Regions from separate parts of the Homo sapiens genome. Here regions 2 and 3 are each linked to region 1. The links are chromatin contacts, found by Hi-C or POLR2A ChIA-PET in ENCODE. All regions are on one chromosome and are shown on one strand. The core of a region is the stretch at or near the end of the contact, and the rest is flanking DNA. Distances in the headings are between cores, read along the strand shown.

Evidence for each region. A loop is a pair of places that touch in the nucleus more often than their neighbours do. ChIA-PET counts read pairs that join two places held with the same protein, here RNA polymerase II (POLR2A). Pooled maps may share reads with other maps.
Region 2: a loop to region 1 is called in a pooled map, with 2.3 times the contacts of the local background. The contact joins two enhancer-like sites. A Hi-C loop is called at or near these places in 3 of 50 pooled maps. POLR2A ChIA-PET finds 5 or more read pairs at or near these places in 4 of 52 experiments (AG04449, H1, T-cell and 1 more).
Region 3: a pooled map shows a loop between it and region 1 (3-fold over the local background). The contact joins two enhancer-like sites. A Hi-C loop is called at or near these places in 5 of 50 pooled maps. POLR2A ChIA-PET finds 5 or more read pairs at or near these places in 5 of 52 experiments (BJ, OCI-LY7, PC-9 and 2 more).

Annotation. Positions count from the first base shown.
Region 1 is chr20:47,433,015-47,435,755 of GRCh38, forward strand. No RefSeq gene overlaps it. Among named protein-coding and RNA genes, the nearest start is that of LINC01754, 22 kb to the left of the region's middle. Within about 2 kb of position 1,322, at least 4 of the 41 ENCODE cell types and tissues checked have a DNase peak (open chromatin) inside an H3K27ac peak, as active enhancers do; they include OCI-LY7 and PC-9, where a contact is called at or near this core.
Region 2 is chr20:47,204,378-47,207,118 of GRCh38, forward strand. No RefSeq gene overlaps it. Among named protein-coding and RNA genes, the nearest start is that of MIR3616, 39 kb to the left of the region's middle. RefSeq lists a silencer at 2,708-2,741. Within about 2 kb of position 1,379, at least 5 of the 41 ENCODE cell types and tissues checked have a DNase peak (open chromatin) inside an H3K27ac peak, as active enhancers do.
Region 3 is chr20:47,575,323-47,578,063 of GRCh38, forward strand. All of the region lies in intron 1 of NCOA3 (nuclear receptor coactivator 3), which reads left to right. Among named protein-coding and RNA genes, the nearest start is that of NCOA3, 75 kb to the left of the region's middle. Within about 2 kb of position 1,414, at least 25 of the 41 ENCODE cell types and tissues checked have a DNase peak (open chromatin) inside an H3K27ac peak, as active enhancers do; they include OCI-LY7 and PC-9, where a contact is called at or near this core.

The DNA of each region.
Region 1 (2,741 bases), core at 72-2,571:
AAAAAAAGAGGAAGAAGAGAAAGAGAAGAGGGAGTGAGGGGGAGAGAGAGTGAGGAAGGAAGGGAAGAAGGGAGGGAGGGAGGAAAGAGAAAAGGAAAGAAAGAAGGAAGAAAAAAGGAAGGAAGAGAGAAAAAGAGAAAAGGTTGGTGTCATAAATAGTGTAAATATACTTAATAAGCAAGTGAAATCAAAGGCTGAGTAGTACGTCATACTGATGTCTAGTATTTTAAAATTTAGGCTGGGCACGGTGGCTCACACCTGTAATCCCAGCACTTCAGGAGGCAGCGGCGGATGGATCACCTGAGGTCAGGAGTTCGAAACCAGCCTGGCCAACACGGTGAAACCCTGTCTCTGCTAAAAATACAAAAATTAGCCAGGTGTGGTGGCGTGCACCTGTAATCCCAGCTACTCCGGAGGTTGAGGTAGGAGAATCGCTTGAACCCGGGAGGCGGAGGTTGCAGTGAGCCAACATTGTGCCATTGCACTCCAGCCTGGGAGACAAGAGTGAGACTCAGTCTCAAAACAGAAAAAAAATAAAAAACATTTTTAAAAAAAAGGAAAAAGGAGAAAAATTTGGACACAGAGACATGGACATACAAGGGGAGAAGGCAGGTGAAGATGTAGGCAGAGCATGGAGTAATGCATCTACAAGCCAGGGAAAAACAAAAATTGCTGGCAACCTCTAGAAGGTACAGGTGGCAAGGAAGGAATCTTCCCTAGAGGTTTAGAAGGGAGTCCAGCCCCGCTGACACCTTGATTTTGAGCTTCTAGTCTCTGGAACTGTGAAAGAACATGTTTTGGTTGTTTAAAGCTACTAAGTTTTTGGTAATTTGTCATTGCAGCCCTACGATACAAATATATTCACAATAAAATAAATGAAAATTAAAATTATACTGACATGCCATTTTTAACCCGCCACTTAGACAAAGATCAAAAAGCCTGATAACAGACTAAGTTAGAAAATGTGTTGGGAAATTGATTGCTTTTATTTGCTGCTGGTGGGAGTGAATGTAAACTGATATAATCTCTAGAAATTACTTGACAATTTCTATCAAAATTACAAATGCACATATCTTTTGACCCAGCAATTCTGCTTCTAGGATTTTCTGACATTGGAGAAAGTTGCATACGTGGACAATTGCACATGGACACGTTATGTATCACAGCACTCTCTGTAACCACAGACATTTGGAATGAACACTAACTGTTCATTGTCAAGCGATGTTTGAGTACACTGAAGAACATCTATACTTGGAGTCAGCAAACTTTTTACATAATGGGCCAGAGAGTAAGTACTCTAGGTTTGCAGACCCAGAGGGCTCTGGTGCAATGACTCAACTCTGCAGTTGTAGCTCAAAAGTAGTCATACAGGCTGGGCACTGTGGATCACGTCTGTAATCTCAGCACTTTGGGAGGCTGAGGCGGGTGAATCACCTGAGGTCAGGAGTCCGAGACCAGCCTGGCCAACATAGTGAAACCTCGTCTCTACCAAAAATACAAAAATTAGCCGGTGTGGTACTGGACACCTGTAATCCCAGCTACTCGGAAGGCTGAGGCAGAAGAGTTGCTTCAACCTGGGAGGCAGAGGTTGCAGTGAGCTGAGATCGCACCATTGCACTCTAGCCTGGGCGACAGAGCGAGACTCCGTCTTAAAAAAAAAATGTAGTCATATATCATACATCATATATAAGTGAATGGGCATGGTTGTGTTCCAATAAAACTTTATTTACAAAAAACAGGCAATGGCCAGATTTGGCCCATGAGCCTGTTTGCTGATCCCTGATCTATTCAATGGAATATTATGAGCTGAAAAATTAGTGAGGTGGCTATGTTCTGCTCCACAGTGACTTCCAAGATTAAGTGAAGAAAGCAAGATTCAGAACAGTATGGATTTGTCAGAAAAAAATATATAAATTTATATAAAGAATTATTTGTATATTCACAGGCAATGTCTGGAAGTATCCATAAGAAAGTGGACCCATTACTTATTTCTGGGATAGGAAACTGGGTGGCTCAGTGTCTCAGTGGGGAAGATATTTTCCTTTGTGCTTTTTGAATTCTGAACCAAGCTGAAATTATTACCCATTCAGAAAACAAAATAAAAATGTGAAAAGGTAAGCAAATTTATTTCCCTACCACATACTTTTTCTTTGCAGGGCCAGTGAGCACAAATGGTTTTTAGTTCCGTTTTTGTTTGTTTGTTTGCTTTTAATAGAGATGACATCTCACTTTGTTGCTTGGGTTGGTTTCAAAAAGGCAAATTTTTCTTCTTTCTTTTCTTTTTTTTGGGATGGAGTCTCGATCTGTTACCCAGGCTGGAGTGCAGTGGCACCATCTTGGCTTACTGCAACCTCTGCCTCCCAGGTTCAAGCAATTCTCCTGCCTCAGCCTCCCGAGTAGCTGGGACTACAGGCATGCACCACCAAGCCCAGCTAATTTTTGTATTTTTAATAGAGACGGGGTTTCACCATGTTGGCCAGGCTGGTCTCGAACTCATGGCCCCAGGTGATCCTTCGGCCTCAGCCTCCCCAAATCCTGGGATTATAGGCATCAGCTATCACACCTGGCCGGGTTTTCACATTTTTGGATGGTTGAAAACAACCCCAAAAAGAATAATATTTTGAGAAGGGGGTGGGGGAAAAAAGAATATTTTGTGACAAAAGAAAATTATGTGAAATTCAAATTTCAGTGTCCACAAATAAAGTGTAATGGAACACAGCCCTGCCTATTCATTTGCATTC
Region 2 (2,741 bases), core at 129-2,628, 230 kb before region 1:
TTCATGTATCCCCCAAGTGTCCGTTTCCCGAGCTGCACAGAGTGGAATAACCACCCCAGGGCAGCTAAGAGAAGCCTGGGGAGTCATTTTGTAAACTCACCACGGTGTCACACACACACACAGGGCTAGTTGTGACTGGGGCAGTGTTGCCTGATGATTCACTGAACTGGCTTGGGAAGTAAGCAGACTGGTTTGAGTCCCGGCTCTGCAGTGACCTTTTGTGTGATCTTGAGCAAGTCACTTTTTTCTCTCTGAACCTCAGCTGCCTCACTGGGAGAATGGGCCTGTTACGAGGGCCTGCTCCATGTAGGGAGTTATTACAAAACCCGAAGGATTACAGCATGGAAAGCCTCAGCACAGAGCCCCACGTGGGGCAGGCCCACATCAGCGACACTTGGAGGAATATAGGTGACCTTTGCTTCTCTAGACTAAAGAAAATAAATAAGAATATAGATGGGGTCCTGATGTACCCTGATATGAAGGTGGCAGCTAAATGCTGACCTTTGGAAAACTCAACTCTGATTATCGCCACTCGACTGTATAGTTTAAAATGGACGGTCGGCCGGGCGCGGTGACTCATGCCTGTAATACTAACACTTTGGGAGGCCAAGGCAGGTGGATCGTTGAGGTCAGGAGTTTGAGACCAGCCAGGCCAACATGGTGAAACCCCGTCTCTACAAAAAATACAAAAATTAGCCAGAAATTGCTTGAACCCGGGAGGCGGAAGTTGCAGTGAGCCAAAATCGTGCCACTGCACTCCAGCCTGGGCAACAGAGTGAGACTCTGTCTCAAAATAAAATAAAATAATAAAATAGACAGGCACACTGGCTCACACTTATAATCCCAGCACTTTAGGAGGCCAAGGCGGGTGAGTCGCTTGAGCTCACGAGTTCAAGACCAGCCTGGGCAACATTGTGAAACCCCGTCTCTGCAAAAAAATTTAAAAATTAGTTGGGCATGGTGGCGTGTGCCTGTAGTCCCAGCTGCTCAGGAGGCTGAGGCGGGAGGATGGGGTGAGCCTGGGAGGCGGAAGTTGCTGTGAGCAGAGACGTCCCTATAGCACTCAAGCCTGGGCGACAGAGCAAGACCTTGTCTCAAAAAATAAATAAATAAAATAATTGGGCTCAGTCCCCTCGGAAAGAAACCCCCTTCAGGTTCTACTGAACGGTGAGCCCCTCAGAGAGGGCTCCCAATCACATCATCTCCCTACCCGCCTAGCTTTATTTACCTTCAGCGCATCTAGCCCGCCTGGGATTATATTACATGCATACAGGTATCAAATTGCTTCCCAGTGAGAGTGTCAGATCAATAAGGACAGAGACCGAACCTGTTTTGTTCACTACTGTGTCACTACTGAGGACTTGACTCATACAGAGAGCTCAGTGAACAGCTGTCTCCGGAATGAAGGGTTTTGGCCCACGTGCTCGCTGTCCCCAGTGGGCCAGATCTCTCCACAGGCTGCAGTTTTGCCTATGGCCACCAGATAGCGAGCTTGCTGGACTGCATGAAAAGGTCTGAGCCAGTTCCTGCCCCGGTCATTGCCAAAGGAAACCAGCAAGGAACTGGCAGCTTCTGCCAGGTTCACCAGACCTCACTGCATCTCCCTCTTCTTCTCCTCATTCTGAAAACACTCAACCCAGACTGGAACCTTCAAGCCCCTCCCCTCCTACCTGGCCTCTCACTGACCCACTGGTGTGGCCTGAGAAGTAAGCAGATTAGAGAGTGTTCTAATTAGGTGGAGTGGATTCTGTTATTTGCAACTAAAAACCTGACCCCTCCAAATGCATGTAACCCCTGAGTCTCAGTTTTCCAAGCTGCACAAAGAGTGGAATAACCACCCCACTGGGCAGCTAAGAGGAGCCTGGGGAGTCATTTTATAATGGTGCTCACTGCAGGGCCGTTTGCCGTGGCCAGAGTTTGGGGACAATCTCAATGTCCACCAGCTGGGGGCTGGCCACATGCATTATCCCGTGTCCACATAGCAGATATCACACCCCCTAAAAATGGATGGAGGTGCTCTTGAACTGCACTGATATGGATCAATACTCAAGGCTTCAGATTAAGTTTAAAAAAAAAAAACGGGGCAAGGGGACAGGGCAGAAGAGTGTGTATCAAATGCTATCATTTATGTAGAAAAAGGGGGCCGGGAGCAGTGGCTCATGCCTGTAATCCCAGCACTTTAGGACACCGAGGCGGGCAGATCACCTGAGGTCAGGAGTTCAAGACCAGCCTGGTCAACATGGTGAAACCCTGTCTCTACTAAAAATACAAAACTCAGCTGGGCATTGTGGCGGGTGCCCTTAATCCCAGCTACTCGGTAGGCTGAAGCAGAAAAATTGCTTGAATCCAGGAGGTGGATGTTGTAGTGAGCTGAGATTGCGCCACTGCACTCCAGCTTGGGCGACAGAGCGAGACTCCGTCTTAAAAAAGAAGAAAAGGAGCAGAGAAAAATGTCTCTGCATTTGTTTGTAAATGCAGACTCTCCCTGAGGACTATGTGGGAAGGGGGATTGGAGGGGACCGAGGTAGCAGGGAGGGAGAGGCTTTATACTATGGGCCCTTTCGTATCTTCAGATTTGAGTCATGTGGGCTGTTTTACCTGGTCAGATGAATGGTAAAACTAAAAGCAACCATTTCTCTATCCTCGAGTAAGCAAGCCACTTCCCTAGATGTCTTTGCTTCTAAGGGAGGTTGCGGCAGAGGCTGGATGGGGGTGCAGTGGGACACCTCAAGGTGGCCTCT
Region 3 (2,741 bases), core at 164-2,663, 140 kb after region 1:
TACGTATATGTAAAGCTTTTGCAAACCATGTTGAAAAAACAACTAGGTCTATTTTAAAGTAGACTTTTTATTGCCAAATATGCATAAACTTAAATCATGAAGGCTTGGGAATTGTTACTAGAAAATTACTTCTTTTAATGTCGAATTAAGAAAAAACTATCAGCATCGAGTTTATTTACTATCTTAACTGACATTATATTGCTATATAAACTTTAAACACTGAAGTTATTTTGGAACCCTTCAGCAGTTATATTAAGTCACACACTTCTGTATATTTGCTTACTTTCACGTTTTCAGAAATAACTGGTATCTTACTTTGCTGGTTTGGATAAGAGCTAATATCCTACATGAAATCGTTTTCTTAGGCAATGGTGGTGCCTACAGGGTATTCTAAACGTAAAGGTAAATTTAAGTCAATGAGTCTGTTAAAATTCAACTACCTATTGTGTCAAAGAGAGAAATATTGCTAACTACAAATTTACAGTGTGTTCATTTAGGATTTGACTAATCATTTTAATAGTAGAGCAGTTAATACAGCGATTTCACTTTTATCCTGTGGTGCTTCAAAGGCATCTAGTTTTTAAATGTAGTCCAGTTAAGGTGTATGTAGTAGAGGTTTTCATTTTAGACTTGCTCAATGTTAAATATAGAATGTTGAAAATATTATTTAATGGATTAGTTTATTGGTTTCTGCATTTGAAGAAATTTACATAAATTAGTTAGGGAGCAGTTGTACCTACTGCCAAATGGTTCACTCCTGAGTTTATTGTACAGTTACTCCCAGGTACTGAAATATAAGAAAAGAAAAATTTAAACCTTAGCTAAGAGCTCTGCCTGCATTTCTGTGGATCCACATTATGAAAAGGATAGAGGAACATTACCTGTGTATAGTAATGGTTTGAGGAGAGGGTAGGGAAACTATGCAAATAAAAAAATTGGGGTATAGGCAAATCCTTCAGTTAGATGTCTTTATTATCTGAGTTACTTTTAAAGCATTTACTGGATACACAACCAGTATTATCTTTTTACCATCCTATAAATTGTTCATAGAATTGCAACCTCATGGAGGAAAATCCATCTCCTTTACCTGCCTAAATTTATTCTTTGTCTTGATACTAGCATTAATAATTGGTTTGTTAGATACTACAGGCTAAAGAAACTCAGATTTCAAGAAGAAAGAAGATAATTACTCGATCATTTCTCCCCTCAAACACCTGTTTAAAATATATTGTCTTGAATAAAATTGTCACCTTGAACTTATTGTGTTCTTTGCCTTCTCCACTCCCCTGTCCTTAAAAAAAATAAAAAGAAGGGAAAGCCTTATAAGAAAAGGAAAATGTGCAATCCTGGTAGCCAATGAGTTAATGTTCATTTGCAGCCCGAGGGGTCAGCATGCAGCCTGTGTTTCCTGATTGGCTGCTAAAAGGTGAAATTGAAACCACTGTAAACTTTTGACCCTGTAGCAATTCTTGTGGAACGCCTTCCACTGGTGGAGCCCAGAGCTTTGCTCACTTCCCCACCCAACTCTCCCACCCTCTTTCCTGTATTTATTTTGTGTGATCCTGCAGCACTGCATGCAGTTTTTCCAAAGTGGCAGGGAGAGAGAGGCAGAACAAGCGCAAGCAAGCGGCTTGCTTGAATGCCTGTTTTGGTAACCATTGGATAAGAGCTAATATTCAACTCAGCCAAAGATATCAGGCCTTTTATACTAATCTGCCAACCAGATTTTTAAGTTTTCTCCTTAATCTAAAGCTAATTTAAAAAAATTTAGGCTAGTTTAGTTCCATTGTTCATCAGTGGATAGTATCGTTGTATAAGCAAAAATGTATGGCATAATTTCCTGGATGTCTTGAATTAAAAATAAGTTTTAAGTTTTAGCTACCTTTACCCCATTTATGTTTCCTGTATCCCTATGTAATTTTTACACAAATGGCCATTTCATAGAAGGTTTTTTGTCTTTTGCCTTTATTATGAAGAAACTCAAATGGCATTTTGGTTATGACAACTCTGGACATAATTGCAGAAATTGTACAATTAATGCCTCCCCCTTTGGCTGAGATAAATGGTTTTGGATTTGTCTTGCTTTCACATGTAAATAGTGTTGAACAGTTAACAACCCCATGAAAAAGGCAGGGTAGTTTTTCTCTATTCTTTCCTTATACTCTCATGGGACTCTGGTCTTTTTAATTCTTCCTTTTATCCATGGTGTCTAGCACAATGTGGCACATGGATGCTTAGCAGATGCTTACTGAATGAACATAGCTTTCATTTTAGGAACTTTAGGTCTGTTTATACCTGCTTCCCTTTTCCTAATTAATTGATGGCAGCAACTGTGATTTGCTTATTTCCAAGTGCCAGTGCAGTGCCTGATTCTAATAGATACACAGCAAGCATTTAATTGAAATCGAATTAAAATCTAACACAAGATCATTTCAAGAAGCAGGACTTTACAAAATCTAGGTTTTCAGAAGCCAAGGCGTCTGTTTTCACTGCGTTATTATGAATTTTCAGGCTGATTCCGTATAGAACTAAATGTTTAATTTATTAAATATGTAGAATACATTATAAGTCAGCTTGATTCTTTCTAGTATATATCACAAGATATGTGGTAATACCTGTCTTTATTTTACTAGACATGCATATGCTGTAATTTGAAATAATTCCTTGTCCCCCACTCCCTTATCAAGAAGATTATAGCATTTAAAAAAGATTGTTATAAATGTCTTACCAATGTTCTCCTG